Linked DNA regions of Homo sapiens: region 1 is linked to region 2. Evidence: read pairs that join two places in POLR2A ChIA-PET (ENCODE). Cell type or tissue: PC-3. All regions are shown on one strand. Links, peaks and the distances in the headings refer to the core of each region. The heading gives the core; the rest is flanking DNA.

Region 1 (7,769 bases), core at 2,543-6,542, 170 kb after region 2:
GGACTGTGGCTCCTCTCCCCAGGCAATAGGCCAGGGGTAAGGGGCTTGCTGGGGTAGGGGACAGCGGTGGCAGGATTGGTGGAATGGCTTTGAGAATGACTTCTGGGTGTACTCAGGCTCCTAGATGTAGATCAGAGGTTGCCATGCTGGCCAGGCAAGATCCCTGGCCAGCAAAAGCAGCTTCTACTCACAATGGAATCCACTGGTAAATATAGTCAAGGAGTGGCCCTTTGTTTGTAATAACCATGGAGACAGCAATGTACAGATATTCAGGCTCCTGGACTTGGCAAGGCTAATAAGAAAGCAGCTTTTCCAAGAAACAATACAATATTACTGGCCAGATAGTATTATTGATTAATTCAACAAACAGTTATGTAGCATCTACTGGTACCCTGGAACTGTGCTGAACTTTATAGCTACACAGATGACTAAGACGCAATTTGGCCTTGCCAGTTCATGACTGAGTTATACATGAACAGAACAAGATCCTCATGAAACCTCTGATATGGGTGAGCTTGTCTAATCTGTTTTTCCCCTTTGTCTTATAACAGTGGCTCTGCTTTTTCTGTTGCGATGCTATTTTGTGCTTGAACCTAAGAGGCATGGATGCTCTGTATCCAATGATGAAGGCCACCAAACACTGGTCATGTATAATGCGGAGAGCAAAGGCACTTCAGCCCAGGTAGTGGAATGTCATGCTTTGTGTCTTATGGCAAGGAATTCACTAATACACAGACATATAGCATGTATTTTTCCCCCCATTGTGCCACCTCTTAATTCTTCACTCTTACCCGTGTTTCAGTAGCAAGTGGGAAAAAATTCTTGCAAATACTATCTAACTCAGATAAATGAATTTATTCTTTTAGATCAATGGTTCTCAACCATGAGCAATTTTGCCCCATAGGAGATATTCATCAATGCCTGGAGACAGTTTTGATGGTCACAGTTAGGAGTGCTACTGGCATCTAGTGCGTTGAGGTCAGAGATGCTGCTAAACAGCCTACAACGCACAAGACAGCCTCTACCACAGAGAATTATCTGCCCCAGTTTCCTAAGTGCTGAGTTTGAGAAACTGTGCTTAGGGAAATAGTGTTTTTTATTAAGTAGACGTTCCCTAAATGGGATTGTGTTAGGCTCACTAGTTAAATGAGTCTGAGCTGGCTTCTTGGCCATGGCTTTCAGTAGATCATGGCAGAACCTGCTCTTCTACCATTGTCCGGCAAAGGCCAACCAGAAAGCTCACTGCCCTTGGAGGTACAAGGCCTAGGCTCTGTTTCTGCTTTTGCATCTCATTAGCTTCATCATTTAACCCTACATCCTCATCTGTGAACTGGGATGATAAAGTCAAATTCTTAGATAGGTTGTGGATCAGAGAGGATGCCTATGAAGGCACCTAACACAAGGCAGAGCCATATAAAGTAATTGGCCAATGGCCACTGGTTTTTCAAACTGGCTGCTTCTGAAATGGGCCCTACATTATCTTAGTCATCCTTGCAGCAACCCTGGGCTGGGGTTAGACAGACAAAGAGATGAAAGCATTGTGAGCTCTCCTGTTTGTCTTCATCTAGAATTAAGTGGTTGATTTAGAAAATGAACACAAAAGAAATGTCAAAAGGAAACACACACAGAGGATTCGGTCACCCCATCTTACACCTCCACCAATGTTTTTTTCCTGGAAGGGAGAGACTTATTGAATGAAGTCAGACATTTAGGGAAAAGATATTCCAATGAACTTGATATGATGCTCCTGTAATTAGAGAGTTTCTCAAAAATATTTGATTGAAGAAGCTGGTGCTCGCCCAAGGCTCCCAGGGTTCTTTGAATTTTGTCTTCCCTGCGGCATGAAGGAGGGAAGGGAGCAGCCACTTAGGCTCCTCTGGCAGGTATGTGCCTGTGCACCCTCCTGTGAGCCCTTCCTGGGTGGGGAAACAGGAGCAAGATCCAAACTCTCCAGATTGTGAAGTCCCCTGGAAGGAATCTCCGCATCCCAAATGTGAGAGCAGCAGTAAACTTGATTTGTTGTGTAATTTTAAGAAGAAAACCATCTGGACAAACAGCAGTCTTTGTGTAACAGTAGAATTTCTTGCCTTGGACAGTTCCAGTGGCTCAGAGGCTCAACCATGAAGGGAAACAGAAATGGTTCCCAGTCCCAGGAGCTGTGCCTCAGTCTCCTCCTTGGAGGGAGAGAGTGAAAGCTGCTGAGCTTGGAGGAGACTGGCAGGAATGTCACACAACCTGAGTTCAGGTTGTAGCTGAGGTGGAAGGGACAGTGGGGATGCCCTGGTTACCCTTCTTTCCCAGCAGCTTTGTGATTGTCTCTTGGAAAAGAGGAAGCAGCTATGGAAGCAGTGTGGGTGGAAAGGAACCTTGGCCCTTGTGATGCTAAGACCAGGAGGGTTGGAGGGGGCTTAATGACATGGTGGCACTGGTCAAAGACCAGCTATGCCAGTGGGACAAGAGAACCTCATGCTGGGCAAGGGGCTCTGTTCTCTTCTTGTACCAACAAATCTTTCTCTTGTTTCCCATTCACAGCTAAAGGCACATCTCCATTCCTGCTTCAGTATCTTAGGGCTCTGAGAAGTGGAATTCAACAGACCTGGGTGTAGATTCCAAATCTGTGATTGATCAGTTACATAATCTAACTGAATCTGACTTTCATATATAAAGTGAGCTTGATAGTCTTCTGTCTCTTAAGTTTTTTGGACTCTAATCAAATAACACATGTAAAATTTTCAGCACTAAGAGTCATGCAATAAAGGGTGGCCGCCAATATTAGCATTATTAGCAGTAATTACTGATTATATCTCTGTAACCTTGGTAAATAAGGCCATCTCTAGGTGCACTTATCCCTCTGTCCATCTTACATGAATATACCAGCTTACCTTGCACATCCACTCACCAGGAACATTCTGTGCTCTTGGGAAAACTCCATGCAAGATATCGTCACTAGCTGCACACATGTTGTCACATTCTACTACTAAACTATAGGGATGCCATCTGATGGTGATGATCTACAGAAATGCATAGATGCCTTCCCTGCATGTGGGGAAGCTAATGAGCCCTTGGCCAACAGAAATCCAGCACCCATCAACCTGAGTCCCTCAGTGAACATATATGTTGAGTGATAAATGAATGGGACAATGCACAGAATACCATGCAATGCTGGTGACCCCAAGAGCCATCACCATGAGCCCTAGGAAAAGACAAGCTTTTCAATTCTGAGAGCTCCTGAAATGAGCCTTTTACCATCAGTTTACATGGAACCCTGAACCATGAGAAGCTCAACCTCCCAGCGAGCAATTACAAAAGGCAAACAGAAATAACATTCTTTTCCCACATAAGTCATCCAGATTTACAGGAGAGGTGTATTTTTTACAGTCTGGACTTCTTCTGTGATGGCATAGATACAATGTGTTTTGGAGAAAATGTCATTCCTTTCCTTCTGTTTTTATTTCTGCTATCTGTGATTTCAGCCCTTGTCATATTTCTTTCTCTGTGTTCTACAGACATGGTCAGATGTTGAAGGCCAGAGGCCGGCTCTGCTCATCTGCACAGCTGCAGCAGGACCCACGCAGGGAGTTAAGGTAACATGCCCCTTACTTGCTTCTGGATTTCAGAGAAGTGACTTTCCTGGTGGTTTCCCTGACAAGGAACACCTGGGATGCTCCTCCCAGTGCCACATCCAGGGAGGTTCTTCTTCAAGTCAGCAACCCCAGCCCCTACTTGCAAAGCCCCATGGTTCCCTTAGCCTAAAACACCCTTGTCTTTCAGTGGCCAAGTTCTTTCTACTTTGCTGCGGTGTCAGATGACCCTGTGCTTCCAAATATCACTGTGTCCAGTGCCATATGGTGATTTTTTGCCATATGCATATGGCACTTGGACTAGTGTATTTCTTAAGACACTTTTTTCTTAAAATGGGCTTGTGTCCACATTAAGTACATTTATTTAAGTAGGAAATTTTATATTTCAACTGTAAATGAAAACAGTTTTACTTGTATAAAGAGCAGGCAAGTGTGAAGATAGCCATGAAAGAAGTAGGGCACAATGACTGGGTGGACGATGGCACTGCCAAAGGCCCGGGGCCCCTCTGCAAGGAAGGCAGAGCGTGGAAGCCAGGCTAGCACCAGAGTGACACTTCCTCCTGGATGTCATAAGGGTGTGGAAACAGAATTAGAAAGGGAATAATTTTCTCACCGTGCAAATCAGTGTTATTTAAAATTGTTTCCCAAGTAGCTAAATCTTCCATTCTATAACTAGTAGGTGTCCCCTACTTTGAAAACAAAGTTGACCCAGGATTGCCATAAATGAGCATGTGCCTGGCCAGGGCAGTGAGGAGGGCTGGGTTCGCCGTGCATTCTGACCACTAGTCTGTGCTCCTGGGGGAAGGGCTGCCCTTTTCTAGTTCCTACAAACTTGCCTCCTGGGCTGGCGAGAGCCTTCTCTTTCCTTCCTCTGAGCCAGTCTGCAAACTTCTAGAGGTCTAGGTGTTGCCCTGAGGGGCACACTATGCACTTTGCATGCCTCATCTTATTGAATTTTCACCAGAACCCATAGGGGCGTGTGTGTGGTAGGGGCAATCTTGCTTCCCTATTTTACAGGGGAGGGAACCAAAGCCTCCACCTTCTAGGTTTTGGTGTATCTCTGGGTTCCCTTCAGTGTCCTGCAAATATTGTAGTAAGTACATCTCTGGTGACTGCTTAAATAAACTGCCATTCACACACTTTCTCTAAGTGAAGCCGTCACTTATGATTTATGGGGTAACCTGATACTTTAAAATCTGCTGGATAGTGTGAAATAGCGTCAATGAGACCATTGTCAAGGTCCATTGCCTGCTTTATTTTCTTTGAAATATAACTTCATTATTGAAGCGTCACTATTAAAATAACAGAAACCCAAGGCAGAAAATGCCCACAATCCCATCCCTGAATCTAAACAGTTTCACCTGTGAGTGTCACCTTCTAGATGTCATCTGCGTGTCTATGCAGTTTTCAGGTGTCTGTGTCATGGAAAGAACATTAGCGTCTTCATGTTCAAACCTCCTCCTGCCATGCGGTTCCATTGTGCCTGCCCTTTTATCCCTGCATTCCCTGCCTCTCTTCATTTTCCTTTTCCTCCCACCGCGCCCTCCCTCTCATCGTGTTAATTTGTGTTTGCCTATGAATATATGAGCAAGGGGAAGTGGTGAGAGGTCACGCATGCCCACTTTGTTTCCAGCTGGAGAGAAATCCATTCTCTTTTGAGTAAATCAGCATTTTCCCTCTAGGATCTCGAGGAAGTGCCTCCATCTGCAGCGAGTCAGTCAGCCCAAGCACGCTGTGCTCTGGGGAGCTGGGTGAGTTCCAGAAGGTTGCTCCCTGCTACGGCCATCTCACTAGTGACTAACAGTTGGTCCCCCTGAGAGAGGGCCGTTGTAGAAGATTCGGTGATACTGTCAGAAAAAGGCACATAGTCAATGAAAATCTGAGAAGCTGGGCTTTTTCCACCCGACTCTATTTCCATCTATAGAACTAGGTATTATTATTGGTGATGGCTGCTGTTTTTAGAGTTGTTTGATAATCCTGATCAAATATGACACTTTTTAGAGCATCCACAAATAGATACATTTTCTCATGTCCTTCTAAGGGCACCAGAGATCATCTATAAAGTTAAAAGCACAGCACTTTGGCCCTGACTAAATTCCAGCCCAGTGACTGCATGCTTCCAGCGAAAGGGAGGCCTGACTTCCCATCTGTGTTGTGTCTTCTTGTACTCTACATACAAATTCCAGGACTATTGCTTTGTGAAATGACTTTTTCTGAAATAATTTTAGACTAAATAGAAGTTGCAAAAATAGTTTGGAGAGTTCTTGGGGGTCCCCCAAATATACCATCTTATGTAACCCTACTCCATGATCAAATCAGAAAATGGGCTTTGGCACAACACTGTGAGTACAGTTCTCAGTCACAGACCTTATTTGGACCTCACCAGTTTAACTAGCCATTATTTAACCAAAATGTACTTTTCTGATATAGAATTAAAAGAGGTATTCAGGGTCTAAAGAGCCATAGAATCATATCCAATTTTTATGAGGGAAAGCTTCTAAAATAAATTCAAGATCTCTATAATTTCATATCTTTGCACAGGCAGTATCTGAGCAAAGATGAAAACATGATGTTCTTCTTTGCACAAAGATGATGCCACAAATCCATCACTGAAGGGCTCCCGCATTGATGAATGTTGGGTTCCATGTCCTTGCAGCTGATCCTTCTGGTCCTGTTCGGGCCAGCTGCATGGACATGGAACACCCACCATGGCACAGGGCCTCCCACTCTAAAGAACCTCTGCTTGGTTTAATATTCTACTGTCACCATCTTGAAATTCTTAATTTTTGAACAAAGGGCCCCCAACTTTCATCTTGCACTGAGCCCTGAGAGTTGTGCCGCTAGGCCTGGGTCCTAGGAGTGGATGTGTGTCATTTGTTTGTATTCAGGGCATGGCCATGGCAAAAGGAAATCTTACTGGGTGTTAATGGACCCAAGATAGAGCTTGCAAATCTAATATTCTCATGTTCCTTCTTCACAAAGCAACTGTGAAACTTGTTCATGAATTTCTGCTATGAATATCTACACTCTTTAGAATTACTATACCTTTAGTACAAAAATGAAAGGCAATATGACTGCAAGAATTTCTAGTTATGTATTTGCATCCTTTGGTAATTTATTTGAAATCAGTAAATATTTCATCTTTCTTTAAGGGTTATGGCAAGCCCTTTGAGCCAAGAAGTGTGAAAAACATACACTCTACTCCTGTAAGTATAGATGTAGGTGTTACCGTGAACAAATTTACCTTATTGTTCTGCCTAAAAGCTGTGCAAATCCCTGAAAATTGGAAATTTGGAAGGAAAGAGGTGATAAAAAAAAATATGCCCAACATCCAAGCAAACTGAAGGAGAAGCGAACGTGAAGAGAGGTTGGAAGTAGTTAAGGCACATTTATCCCGTGACTCGAGGGCATAAGAGCTTTTCAGTCCCTGGCAAATTTCTTTTGCTGTTGAGTTGCTAAGACCTCAGTCATAGGCTGAGTTTTCTGCTGTGCTTTGTCACAGACCTATAGAAATTTTGAGCTAAGGGGGTCTTAGACATCATCTAGTCAATTTTTTTTTCTAAATATGTTTTGCACCAGAATTCTTCTTTTCAAATGAGATCCTACAAATAACTCCATTGTAAATAAAACATCTAAGTACTAATTTTGTATGCATTGACATTAATGACATATACCTATTACCAAAATAGCCAATAAAAATAATGATTCTGATGTAAACAGAAGGAAGTTGAATGTTGTGGATATAGTTTGCAAAATTATGTTAACTTAACACCTAATTCATTGCCTCGCATTATTATAAACTGGTTTTTAAAGTATCAAGAAAATTTTGATATATACCAACAAGCAGTTTCAAATCTTAATGGTTTTTGAATAGCTCAGTTTACAATGTTAGGATTCTCTTTGATTAATGAAACATGGGACCAAAAGCTTCATTTGAGTTGCATAAAAGCTAATTAACATGGCATCCCAAATTTACATGTTGGTGTGGGAGACTAAAAAAGATGTAAACCACTTTCTGTTATATTATAAAAATAATATTCAATATTGTTATTGAAATAATTTGTAAATAATGAAAATAAATTTCAAATACTCTAGCTGAAGTATCTTTGAGGAGTCGTAGGCCCTGGGGATAGAGTTAAACCAGTGGCTAAGTCCACAGAAGCCCAGAGAGGAGAGATAGTGCTCTCT
Region 2 (7,769 bases), core at 1,741-5,740:
CTTCCTCACTCCACTTTCCTCCTTTCAAAAGTAGCATTGGCAGGGCTGGGTGTCACTGTGAATGACATTCTCTGCGTTACCTTGACTGTGAGAACAGAAAGTGCCTCTCTACAGGTAGATGCGAGTTTGGTCCTGAAAGTCAAGGGCCTGGTTTTCCTCCGGAGGATTTGAATCCTTCCCTCTCCCTGCTCCCCTCCCTTCTCTCCTTCCCTCCCTCCTTCCCTCCCATAGTTCTCAGGCACCAGGTGATTCCTCAGTACCTCTGAGAGTCCCCAGATGGAAGGTGACCTGGATGTCCCTTGGTGTCCATGTTGCTGTCTTTAGCACCTGGAAGAGGAGGTAGAAGGGGCATGTTCACGGTGGGGTTGGGGAAGCCTCTCAGGGCAGCCCGGGAACCATCCGGAGAGACTGGTGCTGGTGACCAGCTGGCCTTCATGGGCGGGGGTGCACGTGATCTTGGTGCCTCACCTGAGCCCTTGGAACACCCGGCTCCAGGAGGCTGATTGGAGGCGAGACCCCTCCCCACCACCACTGGGGCTGTTCCTGGTGCAGAGGGTGAAGGACTCATCTCATCTGTATCCCAGGGGCACTAACCCAACCCTGGGCAGGGCAGTCTAGAGTCCCTTTTTGGCTTAGGGTGGGCCACAGAGCCAGGCTGACAAAACAGAAATAGCAACAGTGATGGAGACAGTGCGGTGTGCAGCTTGCGGAGCCCAGGGCACAGCGGCCTGGCTAGCCCCCTCACATACGGCTCTCTCCTTTCAGTCTCACCAGGTGAGACCATGGAGGTGCAGAGAGGAGACTGGCTGCACCCAGGAGGTGGAGGACAAGAGACACTGGAGAGTCTGGGAGGCCAACTCCACGTACCTGGAGTTCTTTTCTGTGCTGCCCTGGGAGGGAGCCCAGGCTCCAGGGGACATATTTCTCCTGCAGGGTGGGGTTGGGAGGACAGAGTAGGCAGGAGCCTTTGGCCTGAAGGCTTGTCACTGTGGGCACAAGAGGCATGGGACACCTTCCCGACATCAGAAGCCCCCCACTGCACCAAGCTTGGCGGGGCTTCCTGGTGGAGTTGAAGTTGCCCTGCCTCCTATGCCCTCAGGACACAGGAGGCAGGCCAGCCGTTCTGTTGCCTTTTGGAAACTCAGGGCAGCTCTGTGGATTGTCACAGCAACTGGAGCTCCTGCTGTATTTTCAGGATGGTCCCGGGAGGCAGGTGTTCTGCAGCCATGGGGCACTCCCTTAGCAATGAAGACTGGCCCCCCATTCCACTTGACTTCTGAATGTCCCTGGGACACTCATGAGAGTCCGAAGCCTGTTTATGATGACCTGAGCCTCATCCCAAGTGCATTGTGGACACACACAGGAGGTATTTTGGTGGAGCTGTATTACAGGTGGCGTCTCCTGGAATGCAAAATGCCAGAAACCTCTCCCACAGATTGGGGAGGGAACCTTGCTTTGTCCAGAGCTTCACCAAGAAGCATTCCTCCACTAGTGTCTCTCAGGGCATGGAGTGACCAGTGTGGCAGCTGTGGGTCTGTCTGCATTGGTGGCTGGCACTGTGATGGTGATTTTTCTGTAGCGGCAGCATTGGCATTGTGTGCTGTGTCACCCAATCCAGCCATGCCTGGCACTTACTTACCTATCGGAATATGTGTTATTTGATTAAAACTTAATTTCCTTTTTCCTCCTTTATATTGCAGATAGGGTGTTATGTTGTTTTTTTGGTTATGCGTGTCAGGGATTTGGAGGAAAAGGGACAAGACAGAACAATTGTAATAATGGGGGTGTGTGGGGTACAGTGGGGCTGCGGACCCGTGTGAGGAGAAGGACATCTTTGCCGGACAGGGACAGTGTGAACAGCCACTTATTGGTAAATGCAGCTCGACGTGGGGCCATCACCCGGCATGGAGTTTTGGGAGGGGTGGGAGTAGGAGGGGCTGCTGGAGGGGTCACCGTAAACTGAAAGGCTTTGCTGAGGGCCTTGGAGTTTGTCCTGAGGATGGTGGGAACCCGGGCTTGAGCTCATCGTGGGAGTAGGAGTTAGAGTTATGCTGCTGTGGGCAGGGAGGTGGACAGTGTGGAAGTCTCCATCATCCAGGGCTGAGGCTTGTGGCCTGGATCAGGGAAGTGGCCTTGGGGATGGAGAGAGGCAGATGGATGGATGGACGGATGGATGGATGCAAGCAGAACCCAGCAGACTTGGAGCTTCCTGGGGTGTTGGACGTAGGGAGTAAGAGGAGCCAGTTCTCCCAGGGGTCTGGTGTGTGCCTGGGTGGTGGCTGGAGCCAGCCCCTGAGCCCAGGATGCTGGGCACGGAGCAGGTGTGAGGAGGTGGGGAACAGGGTGTGAAAAGGTCGGCTTTGGACTCAGAGTGCCTGGAGTCACATCCTCCCCGGCATCCCAGAAGTCAGGACTGCTGGCTGCTGAGATGGGGCTTGCCCCAGGCATGTGGACCAGCAGCCAGCACCTCTCAGCTGAGCCCTCAGTCGGCAGAACATCCCTGCTTGCTGTTTCCTAGTGTGGACACACTCCATCCCCTCTGCCTGGATGCCCATCCCAGGTCTTTCCCTGGGCGGTTTCTTTCATCATCCAGGCCTCATCTTATGGCCTGGAGAGTCCTCTTCTCTTCCTGAACTTCTCTCCAGACACACCCACATTGCTCTGACGCTCTGAGACATAGGGTCAATGTGCCTGTCATCCGTGCACCCAGATGGTGTGCGCCTGGGGGCAAGCAGACGAGACATCTGCCCCATTCACCATCAGATGTCTGAGGATGCATCAATGCGTCGTGTGAATGGTGTGTGGAGACGCTGCCTCGCTGGGGAATCCCATCTCCAGGCGGGGGCCGCCAGCTTTTCTCAGTGACTCAAGGCGGCTGTGGGGCAGGATTGGCATTCCCAGAAAGGAGCCTCCCAAAATAGCCCGGGCGTCCCCTGTGGGTGTCGAGCTGTCTGTTCTCTCTAGGAAGGCATTCTGCCTTGTATGGAAGGAATTGCTTCTCAATTTCTGCTCCACACTGAGGTGACTTTAGATGTTGATTCAAACCTTTTCTGTGACATCTGTGCTGGGGTGAGATCAAGATTTGGGGGATGTGCGTTTAGTGGGGCAGCCTGGCTGGGTGGGGCTTCATTGGGGAAGCAAAGCTTGGGGAGCTGGAACTATGCTTCTCCTGACCCCGTGTCCTTCCACTTCCTGAAATTACCTGCAGCCCCTGCTGCTGTGCTCATCATGCAGGAAGGCAGTCAGCTGAGCAGTGTGTGCAGAGGACGATTCAGAAACTGGTACAAACTTGGCACTGAGACGGCGTCTGATGGGAGAAGAGGGGGTGTCTGATGAAAGAGGCTATGACAGACAGGAGCATGTGCGTGTCTGGTGGAAGAGGGTGTGCGTGTCTGATGGAAGAGGGTATGAGTGTCTGATAGAAGAGGGCGTGAGTGTCTGATGGAAGAGGGTATGAGTGTCTGATAGAAGAGGGTATGAGTGTCTGATGGAAGCAAGTGAGTGATGGACAGTGTGAGTAGATGATGAAAGAAGGTGTGAGTATTTGATGGAGGAGGGTGTGTCTGATGGAGACGGTGTGAATGTCTGATGGAGAGAGCATGAGTGATGAAGAGGGTGTGAGTGTCTGATGGAGGAATGTGTGGGCATCTGATGGAGGAAGATGTGAACATCTGATGGAGGTGTGAATGAGCAGATGTTGAAAGAGGGTGTGAGCATCCGTCTGATGGAGGAGGCTGTGAGTGTCTGAAGGAGGAGTGATTCTTGGGGATCCAGGCCTGCAAGGAGGCGCTGGGCAGGATGGAGCCTGCAGCTCTGCTGGCTGAAGGTGGAAGAGACCTGGGCTCAGCACGCCAGGTGAATAATATCAGTGCTATAGTAGTAATGATGCCACCTATTTGTGTGTCAACCTCCTCCTGTATTTAGTGTTCTCGACTCTCCCAGCATCCCTGTGGGTTTTGTTGGCAGGTGTTCACCTGGGGAATCAGAGGCTCAAGTAAGGGAGGGCGTGACGCCATCACCCAGCTGGCAGGGGTCAGAGCTGGAACTGGAATCCTAGCTCTGTGCCAGTGCTGGGGCACCAGTGCTGACTGTGGAATAGACAGTTGACAGCCTCCACAGACCTGGAAATGTGGGTGGCACAGTGGCATCATGACTCCTGGAGCCTCTCCAGGCGTCCTGACTGTCCAGGCTGTCGGCGGTCTCATCAGCTCCACCTCTAGGCCCCTTCCTCCCCATTGTTTGTCCCCTGCTCCCTGTCTCCTCTGTGCTACTCACAGCACAGGGCCAGGTGTGTCGTAGGTGACTGCTACAGATCTGTCGTGTGAGAGGCACTCGGAACCAGGAAGTGCCTGTGGGGTCACCTGTTTGGCTGGTGCCCCCTTGGCCCCCAGAAATGACTCACATCCACACTTGAACATACAGACATCCTTTTCCAGGGTGTGTTGTGCTCGATACCTTTAATTCCTGTCTGCATTCCAGGGCCTGCCCAGCCTCTTCCTGGCTCCCCAGCCCAGCCTGGTCCTTCCGGCCTCCCTGTCATCCCCACCTCTCGTGTGTGCACAAGCAGGGACCAGGTAGGGAGACCGGCAGATGCTGCTCTCTGTCCCTGGGGTTTCTTTTCTTAGTGTTGCTCCCACACCCACGCGATGCTTTAATTAACTGCCACACTCAGGCTTTCTCAGTGGGGAGAGTCAGAAATAGACTGTGGCTTCCCCAGCTCCAGGCGGCACCAGGACGTCACCAGCAGCCCCATTTCTGAATCAGGAGTCTCAAGCAGCTGCAGAGGGTGGGGAGGTTTGGGGAATCCCACAGGGGTTCTACACCCCCACCTACCCCGCCCCACCCCTCTGCAGGGCCTTCTGCAGCTTCCAAAGCCCAGCTATGCTCCGGCCACGTCTCTAGCGGCTCCTCGGAGAGCAACTTGATACTGAAGCTCAAAGCCCAGGAAGCCCTGGCGGCATCCCTGCCCCAGCCAGGTCCAAGCAGGCTATGTAGTGAGGGAGAGGAACCGGCGCCCATTCCTTTGCTCCTCGACACAGGCTGCTCCCCTTGCCTGCGCCGGCTCTGGGGGTCTGCTCTCACAGAGCTTCATGACTCGTTCAACCTGACTGCCCTTTTCCTGGCCATGGTTCTGCCTAGAAAATTTCCTGGGCCACCCTGGCCTGAGTGGCGACTGTGTGTCAGGGCAGGGGTCAGCACACTGTGGGGCAGGGGTGGTGGCCTGTGATGCATGCCTCTGCCTGGGCCTGACTCTCTGTGCTGGGAGAATGCTTCCTGGGCCTCATCCCAGCTGTGTCCCTGCTGGCTAGTTCCTGCCAGCTGGTGTTGCCGGTGTTCCTCCCTGCCTCAGCCCTCCCAGCATCTGGAACTGGCTGTGGGTTCTGATTCCAGCTGTAGTAGCTGCTGATCACATTCCTCTCTCTGAGCCTCAAGGGTCTCGCCTGTAATGTTGGCAAAGTAATTGTCTGTCCTTGGCATCAGGCTCGTCACCATTTTTCCTTTTGGAAGCCCCAACTCTGCATGAAGAGTTAGCATAGCTTCAGGTAGCAGGTGGACAAAAGGGTATCTTTTATGTATACTTAGGGTAACAAGTATTAATTTGGAGTGTGGGGTGTTTTTGCTCTGTGGCCAACTTCTTCCCCAAGTCTTGAACACTTCAGGGGGCCCTCACAGGCCTGCAGCACACTTTGTCCTTGGTATCTGGTGGGGGTCTGGGCAGGTCCGTATCTCTTGGTAGTGGGTTCATCTCCATCTCTGTTGGACAGAAATCTGGAAGAGTCCGGAGAGTGTTTGCAAATGCAAATCTAGTCCTGGCACGCCCACACCCCATCTCACCCAGGTCTGCTTTAAATCCTTCAGTGCCGCTCTGGGGTTCCAGGAGTGAATCCAGACTCTCTCTCCAGCGATGCCAGGCTGTGTGGGTCCTGCCCCTGCTCAGCCTCGGTGCACACACACCTCCATGCGATCTAAACGACCCCACCTCAGGACCTTTGCACATGTCCTCTCCTCACCTAGCGATCCCCAATCATCCTCTGGATCCCAACTAAAGTGTCACCTTCTGGGAAGCCATTCATGTGCAGATTAGAGCCTAGTCTGAACGGTGGCCTGGCCTTGTTGGGTTGGCAGAACCACCCTAAGACCCTGCTTAGCACCCTCACCTGGCAGTCAGGGGTCTTCTTGCTCACCTCAATCCCCTCCACTGGTGAGAACCACAGGGAGGGTCTTGGGGCCCACAGCACTGTCTAGGGTTCTGCATCCACCCTTCCAGGTGTGGGGTCCTGGCACTCTGTAAGTAGAGAGGCAGGTTGGTGACAAGCCAGTGGGGTCCTGGCCTGAGCACCCTTTTGCTCTGTTTACAACCCTGTGCCTCCGGGGCTGTGTCTACCCAGAGGACTGCATATTCTAGACCATTCAGGGGTACCCTGTTGACATTCAGTGAGAAGCTTGGCAGCTAGATGAAGCCCTGCAGTGAGCGATTGGACCACTACCAGACTGCCTCTGTGCCTTGGGACCAATTGCACAGTTTTTGCTGGCTTGATGTCCACGCTTTCCTGAGGTGTACCAGTTGGATGAAATGCTTTTCTGGGAACATGGTCCGCGATCAGCTGGCAAGTCACAGGTTGGGTTTTCTTGAGAAATTACTATATCCCAAGCATGCATTGTCACAAACATTTTTGTGCATTATCTCATTTAATGCTCATTAAGAGGGTCTGGTACTAATTCTCATTTTGGATGAGAAAGACAAGGTTCCAACAAAGGGCGGGGGGAAGCCTTGTTCGGGGGCCATGCCAGTGGACACTAGCCTCCAGGGACATTTGGGGTACTTCTCAGATTTGAGGAAATGCACAGCCTCACTCCTCAGGTGTCCCTATGGGTGTTCCTGGCTGGGCAGCTGGCTCAAGAATTGTCTTGAGCCACACACAAAATACAAATGGCTGGGGCCAGCATCGCGGACAGTGAAAGAGTTTACCAAGGCAGTTATAGGTAAAGAAAGGCAAATTTATTAGAGAAAGTATGAAGATCCGTTGCAAGGGTGCAATGGGCAGCACAGTAGAGAAGGGGCTGCTGGAAAGAGGCAGGCGCTGGAGGGAAGTTTTATAGGGTTGTGCCAGAGGGGCTTATGTGCAGATAAGATAGTACTGCTGGGTCTTCGAGTGGAACAAGGTGTTTGGAAATAGGATGTCATGCCAGTGGGTTGTCTGTGATTAGCTGGCTCTCAGAACAATTCTTCTCCCCCACCTAGGACCCCTTCCTCATTGTTGCTTACTTATTAGGACTCCACGTTTTACTTCCCAAGATCCCATTCCTATACACAGCCTCTCCCTCTTAGCCAGAGGAGCTGTGCAAAGGAAGTACCTTTTCATGGGTAAAAGACTCATGGTGCGCTCACTCTTGCTGGGCTTCAGGGATTTTTCATTTCTATTGCTCTAAAAGTGCCTGTGTGCCTTCCCCCTCCATCCCATCTCCTTCCTGCTTCCGAGCCCTTCTGTGGGCAGCATGGGGGCCAGGAATCTGGCTTGTTCCTGCTTTTCCTATGGTGGTCTGCCCCACCATTATTCACACACAGAGGCTGTTGGGTTCTCTTACCATTCCCTGTTTACAGAGACTCAGATACATTCAGAAGCGAGCTAATGCTGGGTGCCCAGCTCTAAGGGGAGACCCCAGACAACTCCAATTTCCTGATGATTTCTCTTCCTTTACCTAATTCCTTCTCCAAGACCCTTGCAGACACTGCTGTACCAAGTGGATTCTGTGTAACTCTCTCAGAA

Evidence for each region. Peaks named below come from ENCODE experiments on the same cell type or tissue, not always from the same donor. Only the 100,000 strongest peaks of a DNase experiment are listed, where the experiment ranks them.
Region 1: POLR2A ChIA-PET joins it to region 2 with 6 read pairs; 2 of 35 experiments call an interaction of 5 or more read pairs at or near these places.

What each region holds. Positions count from the first base shown.
Region 1 is chr20:59,996,080-60,003,848 of GRCh38, forward strand. It overlaps CDH26 (cadherin 26), which reads left to right. Exons shown (of 18, transcript NM_177980.4): 13 at 552-682; 14 at 3,507-3,584; 15 at 5,264-5,332; 16 at 6,734-6,787. Among named protein-coding and RNA genes, the nearest start is that of CDH26, 42 kb to the left of the region's middle. In PC-3, for the core only: no CTCF peak of the experiment used is centred there; no DNase peak of the experiment used is centred there.
Region 2 is chr20:59,826,793-59,834,561 of GRCh38, forward strand. All of the region lies in intron 8 of PHACTR3 (phosphatase and actin regulator 3), which reads left to right. Among named protein-coding and RNA genes, the nearest start is that of SYCP2, 100 kb to the right of the region's middle. In PC-3, for the core only: no CTCF peak of the experiment used is centred there; DNase peaks (open chromatin) are centred at 4,009 and 4,399; H3K4me3 peaks cover 408 bases; H3K27ac peaks cover 2,282 bases.